2 separate regions of the Homo sapiens genome follow, and region 1 is linked to region 2. Evidence: read pairs that join two places in POLR2A ChIA-PET (ENCODE). Cell type or tissue: HepG2. All regions are shown on one strand. Each heading gives the region's core, and the rest is flanking DNA. Links, peaks and the distances in the headings are about the cores only.

Evidence for each region. Peaks named below come from ENCODE experiments on the same cell type or tissue, not always from the same donor. Only the 100,000 strongest peaks of a DNase experiment are listed, where the experiment ranks them.
Region 1: POLR2A ChIA-PET joins it to region 2 with 6 read pairs; 31 of 35 experiments call an interaction of 5 or more read pairs at or near these places.

Annotation. Positions count from the first base shown.
Region 1 is chr5:172,837,385-172,842,755 of GRCh38, forward strand. The region is part of intron 1 of ERGIC1 (endoplasmic reticulum-golgi intermediate compartment 1); the gene reads left to right. LOC124901135 (a long non-coding RNA gene) reads right to left here and starts at 3,486. Exons shown (of 2, transcript XR_007059054.1): 1 at 2,815-3,486; 2 at 1-189. In HepG2, for the core only: no CTCF peak of the experiment used is centred there; a DNase peak (open chromatin) is centred at 2,871.
Region 2 is chr5:172,786,181-172,791,551 of GRCh38, forward strand. No RefSeq gene overlaps it. Among named protein-coding and RNA genes, the nearest start is that of DUSP1, 18 kb to the left of the region's middle. RefSeq lists an enhancer at 1,518-2,019. In HepG2, for the core only: no CTCF peak of the experiment used is centred there; DNase peaks (open chromatin) are centred at 2,821, 3,101 and 3,653; H3K4me3 peaks cover 1,496 bases.

The DNA of each region.
Region 1 (5,371 bases), core at 80-5,079, 51 kb after region 2:
ATTTAAGCACCCATCATCTCCTAACACATTATATAATTCACTTAATTATCATGCTGCTTCTCTCTCCCTCCCATTAGTACATGAGCTCCTGAGGGCAAGAAGTTTTTATCAGGCTTCTTCAAGGTTGCATCTCCAGCACCTAGAACTGTGCTTGAGCCAAACTCGATCCTTGGAGATGCCTCTTGAAATCTGTCAAGGAAGCCATAGACATGACGTGACTTGATATGCCAGCTTCAGTGGGCAGATTTTCAGCCATTAGTGGAGAAATCTCCCCTCTCCACCCTTGAATCTGCCGTTCCTAGGTTGTTTTTGGGGTTAAGGAAGGAGGCAGAACGCAGGGGAGGGAGGCTGAGCTTTCAATGATTTATTGTGTTTGCTTTGCTCTTGTTAAATTGTTTCACTAATGGCTGGCTGTTGCAGTTGTGGAACTAGCCTTGTGACCCACATCCGTGTGTGTTGTTTCGAGTTCCGGCTGGCCTGGGGCCAGTAGCACCTGCTGCCTTCTGCACACCAGCCCAGGGTGGGTGAGGAGGGAAGATAACAGCATCCGGAAGCCCTGTGCCCAGGCCCAGTGGTGCCTGAGCACTGCCTTCCGGGAGGTGCAGGTGGCTGCTGTCCCACAGTGACAGCCCCCATGTTGAAAACCCAAGGCCTCGGGGGTGCCGCTGCACTGGCACTGACCAGATGTGCTCTGGGACCATTGACTTCCCCTCTCGGAGCCTCCATTTCTTCATTTTAAGGAGGGGATGTAAACTTCGCTGCCTCACCTGGTAGAGTAGATGTAGGGGCAAGTGTGATCAATGCACACTTGCAGGATCAATGTGCAATGCAACTTGCAATGCAGGATGAGGCCCATAATTTGTGGGGCCCAGTGCAAAATGAAAATGTGGAGTCCCTTGTTGAAAAAGTATTAAGAATTTCAGGACGGCAGCAGCAGCGCATTCAGCCAAGCATGGACCCCCCTCTGAGTGTGTGACCCTGTGTGCCTGCACAGGTCATGCGGCCCTGATGGGGCTGGCCCTGCTGCAGGGCCTTGGTTTGGCCTCTACCATTTTTCACTCTGGCCTTCTGAGTGGTCTTTCTCCCTCCAGGATACCCCAGACCTCCTCAGGACTCCCTAGTGAGCTTTCCAAAGTTGATCTGATATTTTCATGTCCTGATTTCAACCTTCAAATGGGTCTCATTGCTCTAAGGATCCAGTGTGAATTCCTTTTTAAAAAAAAATTATATAGAGATGGGGTCTTGCTATGTTGGCCAGGTTGTTCTTGAACTCCTGGCCTCAAGTCATCCTCCTTCCTTGGCCTCCCAAAGTGCTAAGATCACAGGCATGAGCCACTGCACCTGGCCCAGTCTTAATTCCTTAGGCCCCAATAGGGAATGGGACCCTGGTAGCCCCATCAGTTCCTACACCAAGCTAAGCCTCAGCCACCACAGGGACCTCTGAGCACAGAGTTAACATTCAGCAGAGAGTAGCTAACATGAATGCCTGTATTTCTACCCTGCTGTTTCTTCCAGAAAGAATTCCAAGGAAGCTGACAAGAACATATACTTTACAGCAAGTTTTAAAAAATATAAAATGAGCGCTGTGGCTCATGCCTGTAATCCCAGCACTTTGGGAGGCTGAGGTGGGCGGATTACCTGAGGTCAGGAGTTTGAGACCAGCCTGGCCAACATGGTGAAACCCCGTCTCTAATAAAAATACAAAAATCAGCCGGGCTTGATGGTACATACCTGTAATCCCAGCTCCTCGGGAGGCTGAGGCAGGAGAATTGCTTGAGCCCGGGAGACGGAGGTTGCAGTGAACTGAGATCTTGCCACTGTACTCCAGCCTGGCCAACAGAGCGAGACTCTGTCTCAAAAAAAAAAAAAAAAAAAAGTATATATATATGGGCCAGGTGTGGTAGCTCACACCTGTAATCCCAGTACTTTGGGAGGCCAAAGTGGGAGGATTGCTTGAGGATTGCAGGAGTTCAAGACCAAGCTGGTCAACATAGCAAGACCCCAGACCCCATCTCTATGGGGAAAAAAAAATGGCCAGGTGTGGTGATGTGCGTCTGTGGTCCCAGCTTCTTGGGAGGCTGAGGTGGAAGGATCTCTTGAGCCCAGGAGGTGGAGGCTTCAGTGAGCCATGTTCATGCCATTGCATTCCACACTGGGTAACAGAGCAAGACCCTATCTCAAAACACACACACACATACACACACACACACATACACACACATACACATACACATATAGCCTTAAAAATCAGGGCAAAAAGAAAATAAAAATTAGACCAGAGAGAAAATTATGTGAAAAGGCCAGTATTTCGGGTTTATTGAACATTTGCTAGTGCCAGGCACTGTTGTAAGGATCTTACTGTATCAGCCCCTTTAATTCTCCACAGTCCTACAAGGGAGGTGCTGTTGTTACCCCACTTTACAGGTGAGCCAGTGGAGGTGCCACAGAGTTCGGAAACACGGTCGTTCCCGTTCCTGGAGCTGGGATTGGAACACTGCCATTTGGCACCAGAGCTCCACTGTGTCCTGTAGGCTCATCTCTAAAGCTTTCTCTTTTCCATTCACTAAATTCAGAGAGAACTGAGAACTCTTCTAATTGGATTCATTGGGTTTCTCTTCACTAATCCTCACCCAACAGTGCTCATTAAGAAGCTTAAAGCCATCAACTTTTTTCCCCCTAGCCTCATGTAGCGTGATACCTGATTCTGAAATGGTCTTTAAAGACCCTCACACCAGCTAATGGCATCACCCTCGAGGGGCTCAGTTTTCCCACGCTGACCAGTGGGGGTTTTCCAGCTTAGAGCATCATGTTTACCTGCTCGCGGGGACATGGAATGAGATGGAATGTCCTCTCCTCCCAAGGCCGTTTGGATTCCTGACTGTGGTGCTGTAGTAGCAGGAGACAGGGCTTTAGCCAGCTGTGTCCTGGTTAAGTTACATTCCCCATCTGGTAATCCTTTCGTATTTTATTTGGAGTTACTCCTAGCCAGTTTTTGTCAGGCGTGGGAGAGACAGGCAGGGTGTGAAGAGGGTATTTGGGGTGAGGCTTACCCGGTACATCTAAATCAGTGAGCCTCAACCCTGGCTGTATATTAAAGTCTCTCATGTGATTCTAATGCACAGCCAAGACGGAGGAGAAGTGCTCTGAATTGGGAGAAGCAATAGCAAGCAGGGCTGAGAGCAGCAGGGGAGCCAGGTCGGGTGGCGGTGGAGAGCCTTGCCTCGGGAGGCTGGGGCGTGGAGTTCCCGTCCCACCCATCACTCCTGCATGACCTTCGGCAACTCTGTTACCCCACCAGTGAAGTGGACAGTAAGGGGCCGTAACTTTCTACTAATAACCTTGCTCTTCAAAGTGCAGTCCCAGATGCCAGCTTCAGCAGCACCTTGGAGCTTGTTGGAAGTGGAGAATCTCAGTGCCCACCTGGAATCTGAATTTGTATTTTAACAAGATCCCCAGGTGATTCATGTATTCATTAAAATGTATAAAGCCCTGGTCTGTATGATTGATTTGACTCAGTGTCCTCCAGTCTGTGTCCCTCCATGCCGCACTGGCTGCCTCACTGAGGACTCTGAAGAGTCCGGCACTGAGCGAACCAGAGTTATTTGGTTCAGCCCAACATTTGCCACATGTATAGTCTCAGATGCCCTGTTGTTTATGGAGCAGCTAGTGCCATTTCTCAAAACACAGTTTGGGAAACACAGCCCTAATTGATCCTTTAAGGAAGTGGCAATTAGCCTAATTGTCTGTTGTCAGCTTTAACTTTTAGGTCTATTAACTTAATTACATTGATTGTATATGTGGGAAAAGTACAGGACAGGAAAAAAACCTCCAACGCTGGCTGTCTTTGTTTAAAAAAAATCTTGACCCACGGGAGAGGCAGGGTGAACTCAGGGTTCTCCATACAGCCAAGAGCCAGGGGACATGTGGGGTCCTTTACAGATACCTCTTCTCCCTCTGAGTGGGCATGATCCTTCCTGTTTTATGTCCAGGGAAACCGACCCTCAGAAATGCTGGGAAACAGCTGGTGCCTCTGACAGCGTAATCCTCATGCCCTTGACAATTAGCCTTCCTCCTGGCACCTGCCAGGCAGCACAGCTACACAGGAAGGCAGATCCGCTTGAAATGGACAAACCATTCTGTTTCTCCAAAAGGTGGAAACCCTATTCGAGATGAGAGGCCTGGCTGTAATTACAGTTAGTAAAGTCAGAGGACCCGGATGTCCCTGATGTACTGGGGACTGGCGTTGTGATAGCCCCTCCATGCATTAGCTTTCCTTTCTCAGATTCTGGTCTGGGTCTTGAATATCTTTGGAGGAGGAGAAGTAATGCTCATCTTATTAGCAATACCTCACGGCCCTTCAGCTTGTAATGTCTTGAGCACTGGGCTAGGCATGTCATTGGACTTATAAAATCACACTGGCCTTACAGACAGATACAATGATTCATGATTTATTTTCTTTGTTTTATTTTTAAAGTTAGCATATGATAAAATTAATGTGTGTTTGTGCACTCTTCTATGAAAGTTAAGGCTTGTTTATCATGTAATCACCACCATCCAGATACAGGACAGCTCCATCTCTATCACCCCTCACATCTCATGCTGTCACTTTATAGTCATACTATTAATTTGGTTATTTTTTGTGTGGTAAGAATACCTAACATCAGAGCACCCTCTTTTTTGAGACGGAGATTCCTTCTTGTTGCTCAGGCTGGAGTGCAATGGCGCAATCTCGGCTCACTGCAACCTCCACTTCCCAGGTTCAAGCAATTCTGCCTCAGCCTCCCAAGTAGCTGGGATTACAGGCATGCACCATCAAGCCCAGCTAATTTTGTATTTTTAGTGGAGATGGGGTTTCACCATATTTGCCTATTTTAGATACTTCATGTAAGTGGAATCATGCAGTCTTCATTCTGTGTCTGCCTTATTTCACATAACGTAATGTCCACCAGTTTCATCAATGGTGTCACAAATGACAGAATTTCCTTTTTTAAGGCTGAGTAATATTTCAAGGTGTATATATACCAATATTTACCCATTAATAGACATTTAGGTTGTTTCCACATCTTGGCAGTTATGAATAATGCTGCAGTGAGCATGGGAGTGCAGATGTCTCTGAGATCCTGATTTCAATTCTTTTGGATAAATACCCCAAAGTGGGACCGCTGGATCCTATGGTAGCTCTATTTTTAATTTGTTGAGAAATCTTCCTCCTGTTTTCCATAGTGGCTGCACTATCTTTCCTCCCCACCAACGGTGTACAAGCATTCCCTCTCCCCACATCTTGCCAACATGTCTTTTGTTTTTCTGGTAATAGCCATCCTAACAGGTATGAGGTGCCATTTCATTGTGATTTTTATTTGCATTTCCCTGA
Region 2 (5,371 bases), core at 264-5,263:
GCAGAAAGAGAATGCCACTTCCGATTTTCTTTTGTCAAGGAAGTGTTTGATTGAGATTTACATTAGTGTGAGAATAAGAAAAAAAGAAAAACTTAGCATGGCAAAAGTACAATATATTTAACCTAATGTGATTTTATCCTAGATATAAGAGAACCCTGGGCAAAAGGGAAAATAGCCCACTTAACGTGAACGAAGTGAGCAAACAACCTACTGTTTCCCTAAAAAGGGTTGGTGGAGAATAGAAAGTAAGAGAAAAATATAGGTAAACGAAAACTTTGGTTGGAGAAGCTGATGCATCTGGATGATAAAAACATGTTATATGAAAGAAACAGAGAGACAGGAAGAATGAATGAAGAGAAGGAAGGAGAGAGAGAGGAGGCCAGTGTAGGGGGACAGCATAAGTGAGGGGGAGAGAGGAGGAAAGAGTGCAGAAAGGTAGGGGACCAGACTTTGCAGGGCCTCTCAGGCCATCAAAAGGATGGGGGGTTTCTCCCCTGAGTGAAGCAAGAACCCTGGACACAGTGGGCAGAGCAAGGACGGATGGATGTGTATGGTACCAGGACAGTGGGACACACTTCATTTGGGAGGGTGAGGAGGAGATAGGTTCACAGGAAAGTCCTCAGCACAGTGACACACAGTAAGCACCAAGCCCACCACTTATATCATGAGCCCTATTCTATCCCCCAATACCTGCAGGCCCAGAGAGGTAAAGCGCCTGCCCAAGGTCACAGCCACAGAAGCACACAGACACACACAGAGACATTTGTCTAGAGGACCGTGGGGAGCCGGGCTAAGCGAGCGGGAAGTCCAGAGGCAGGTTGGCTGCTGGGCAGGAAAGGGCAGAGAGTACATGGTTACCGTGCCGCCGTTGGCCTCTAAATCTGTTCCTTACCTAGGGGATGGGGGAGTAGCAGTGACATCTCCTACATGAGTCATTTAGGTGGTGCACACACACACACAAAGAAACAAACACACACAGACACACAGAGAGACATAGACACACAGAGGCACACACAGACACACAGAGAGACATACAGAGACACACATACATACACACAAACACACACACACACAGATACACAGACATCTGGAGACACACAGAGACACACAGATACACAGAGAGACCTCTAGAGACACACAGACATACAGAGACACACACATACATACACAGAGACACACAGTTATACAGACACACAGAAAGAGACACACAGACACACACAGACACACACATTCATACACACACACAGAAACACACACGTAAACACACATAATACATTAGTAAACTGAACTGCCAAATTGTCAAAATAACAAATTCCAGAATGAGCTAAGCGTTGATGAAATTCTTCCTGTAGAAATGAACAGAAGAGGTGACACCAGGGCTAACCTACTCAGGAATGACCTGGGTAAGCTCTTCCTAGGACAAGCTGTCACAATCTCCCCAAGGAGAAAGAGACACTATGCCATTATGGTTAAAATAAAGGGGTATTTCCTTGACTTCCCTCCCACCATTTTCCCAGGCAGAAAGCAGCACAGTGAGATTCAGATGCAAGCACACACTACTTTTCACCTTGTCAGGCCTCTGAGCCCAAGCTAAGCCATTATATCCCCTGTGACCTGCACGTATACATCCAGATGGCCCGAAGTAACTGAAGAATGACAAAAGAAGTGAAAATGGCCTGTTCCTGCCTTAACGGATGACATTACCTTGTGAAATTCCTTCTCCTGGCTCATCCTGGCTCAAAAGCTCCTCCACTGAGCACCTTGTGACCCCCACCCCTGCCCGCCAGAGAAAAACCCCCTTTGACTGTAATTTTCCTTTACCTACCCAAATCCTATAAAACGGCCCCACCCCTAACTCCCTTCACTGACTCTCTTTTCAGACTCAGCCCGCCTGCACCCAGGTGAAATAAACAGCCTTGTTGCTCACGCAAAGCCTGTTTGGTGGTCTCTTCACACGAACTCAAGTGAAACACCTCACATGCCACGTGGAGGGCCGGCTCCGACGCTAGCGGCCCGGAGAAGCCCAGAGCAATACTCCATCCCAGGCTCCTCACCTAGGACCTTTCGTGATTCCTGCCTCCTGAGCCCCACCTCCAGAACTTCTGATGTCACTCACCTGGGGTAGGCCTGGGCATGTGGAATTTAAACATCTTCACAAGGGTCCCAACATACAGTCTCAGGGCTGCAAACTACTGACTTAAAGGGTTATCTTTCATGCCCAGCATATATTATGGAGAGAAAATAGCAAGTCAAGGAATCTGCATGGTGGTTGGCAAATAGTAGGTGCTCAGCATATGTTCACTGGAGGGTTGAAGTATCCAGCATGGATTCCCTCCTATTATTAGACTTGCCCTTTTCCATGCTTATTTTCTAGCTTTGGCATTCTTTACTCCAAGCTTGTATGCTTTTTTTTTTTTTTTGAGACGTAGTTTCACTTTTGTTGTCCAGGCTGGTGTGCAGCCTGGACACTGCAGGCTCACTGCAACCTCCGCCTCCTGGGTTCAAACGATTCTCCTGCCTCAGCCTCCCGAGTAGCTGGGATTACAGGCATGCTCCACCATGCCCAGCTAATTTCGTATTTTTAGTAGAGACAGGGTTTCTCCATGTTGGTCAGGCTGGTCTCGAACACCCGACCTCAGGTGATCTCTCCGCCTCGGCCTCCCGAAGTGCTGGGATTACAGGCGTGAGCCACTGCGCCTGGCCGCTTGTATGCTTTTTAAAATCAATAATAATGGAGATGATTTGCCAGCTGTTCAAGGACCCACAGGTCAGTTTCTTTTGCTTCCTTTTACTTTCCCTATTCAAGGGACAGGAAACGCCCATAAATAGCCATGGAAAGGAAACGCCTCAGTGGGGGCTGAATCTGTGAGCTGAAGCCCACAGGGCTGAGCTGCTGAGCCCTCCAAAACCCCTTCAAAAGTCCCTAAGCTCGGCAGCCTGGATCCCGCCGTGGGTTGTGGTAACAGAAAAGCTGGGGAGGCCCTGTGGGATGGTGGCACTGGTGGGGGTTGGGGGTGGTCCTGGGTTCCCGAGTCAGCTAGCCTTGGAGCTCCACTAGATCACTAGATCAAGGTCGTGGAGACAAGTCATTCTAGTGACCTCACACTGACATAGCCACCAGGCCCCGCCTCTGGGTGTTTCAGAGAAAACTCCAGGCAGCGGTAGGAGAACGCTCCAAGGGCTGTGTTATCTAGGGTAAAAGCCACATGACACTCTGTGAGGGCCAGCTCAGGGTCCTTGGGCTGCTGATAGGGACACCAAGGCTAGGCTCAGGGTCCCTTGGTGCTGGTCCTAAGCCACACAAGCTCCTGAATTTTAGGACCCTGAAATTCATGGCATCCTGAGGCCCGGCTCCACTCTGGCACCGTCCTGGGACTCTGCCTCAGGCTCTCCTGGCTAGACACAGAGCAGAAGCCAGGTAACTCTACAGCCTAAGGAAGACCCCCAGGAAACCTGAAGCATGGGGAAGCGCTAGGAAATCCCTGCTCCAGCCCTAAGCCTGTTGGAGCAGGGTCCTAGCAACTGCTTCCCCAACCAGAAGCATAGCACCTGCCAGGCCAGGAACTTAAGAGAAATGAAGGCCTCCCCTAATCCCAGGGAGGCAATACTATTATTTCTCCTGTTTACAGACAAGAACCCTGGGGCTGAGAGCCATTTGGTCACGTGACCAGGGCCTTCCCTGCAGAATGGGCAGAGCCAAGTCCCCTGACCCCAAAGTGCAGGCCTCACAGTGCTTTCAGAGTGCCTGAATGGTGGAGGGGGCTGAGGGCTTTCTTCCCAGCCCTGGTCATCTCGCCCCAGGCCTCAGCTGTGGGCATCTACCCAGGAAGGCCAGGAGAGGCAGGCCTGAAGAAGAATCTGGAAGGAGGAGGTCCACCATGGGGCATCAAATACTTCATTTGTATGCTGAGCCAAGCTGGGCTGGAGGCCGGGGGCCCCTCGAGGGCAAGCCTCTGGGCCGGGAGCCAGGCTGACCTCTGCCCACTGAGGCCAGGATGAGTATGTCCTTTTCTGCCTCCCTCTTTCTTAGAAGTACTCTCAGCCCAGTACTTCCTGAGATTTCTGCTGCAGTGCCAAGCAGCCTGCTTAACCCCTCACCTCCCACTCCTTCCGAGGCGACTCAGAACCCAGAGGGGAAGGGTCAGAGGTGTACAGGTGCCCAGGGGTTCCAGGGAAAGAGAGCATGCATCCGGGACCCTGGAGGGCTCTGTTTCAGCTTCACCTCTTAGCCTATGCCTTAAATGGACCACTTCACCCCTCAGAGCCTCTTCAGCTTCAAATGGAGTTTGGCGATGACAACAGCCTGGTAAAGCATGCTTGCAGATGGAACGAAGACAGACCTAGATGGGACACCAAGCACCTTCTCTGGGCCAGGCACTGGCATTACTGATTGACGTGCATTTCCTATTCATTCCTTGCAATCACCCAGTGAGGTAGAAATTAGTATTTCTGCCATTTTTTCATTTTCATGGGACTAAAGCACAGAGAGGGAAGGTAATTGTCCAGGGTCACGCAGCTGGCAGGTGGTAGAGCGGGGGGTAGCTGAGTAGAGGCAAAAAGAAGTCTCATTTGGCCTCTGATGAGTATTCTCAGCACTTTAGGGGCTTCTGGTAGACTGTGGCTCATGCAGGGGTCAGGCCTGGCCCATTCACTGTGCATCCCAGCACCAACACCTAGCAGGATGCCTGGTGCAGAGTCGGTACTCTGAATGGCAAGAGAGCAGCAGTGCAGACATAGGAAGGAAATTCCCTGGGCTCTGGAGTGAGGACTCCCCTCCATCCCCCACCCCCACTGTTTGCCAGCTCTCTCACTTCTCCACTCTGTTACTGCTTGATTGCTTCTGCCTCTTGGAACCTCTGTCTCCTCATCTGTAAAATACAATCATAATAATAGTACCACAAAGGGGATTATGAAGGTTCAAGGGTAAGAGGTGCATATAAAGTCCCCTCACACCTGCGACGCTTGATAAATGGTACCTGCCATTACTAATTGGAAATGGGGAGCTGTCTGCAAAGGGACTTTGAAGAGCAGACCCAGTGTCTTGGGAGATGTTTTGCTGCTATTGAACTTCCTGAGTTCACAGACAGAAGGAGAACTTTCCCAGGTCAGGACGGAGGTGTGAGGGCCTCAGCTCAGAGGAGGGACTCAGGGATATTTGATATCACCTTGTGAGCCAGCATGTGATGGGGCCAACCAAGGATGTGAGACACAGCCTGAGACTCGGGTGGGGCCAGCCTGGGAGCAGGCTGCCTGCTCTGGCCCAGAAGAACCCGCTGAGGGCTGCCAGCTGGATTCTCAGACCAGAGCCTAAGGCTGATGCCAGCCAGGTCGGGGGCCTCAGGCGGGTCCTACCCCCACTGCCTTGGCCAGC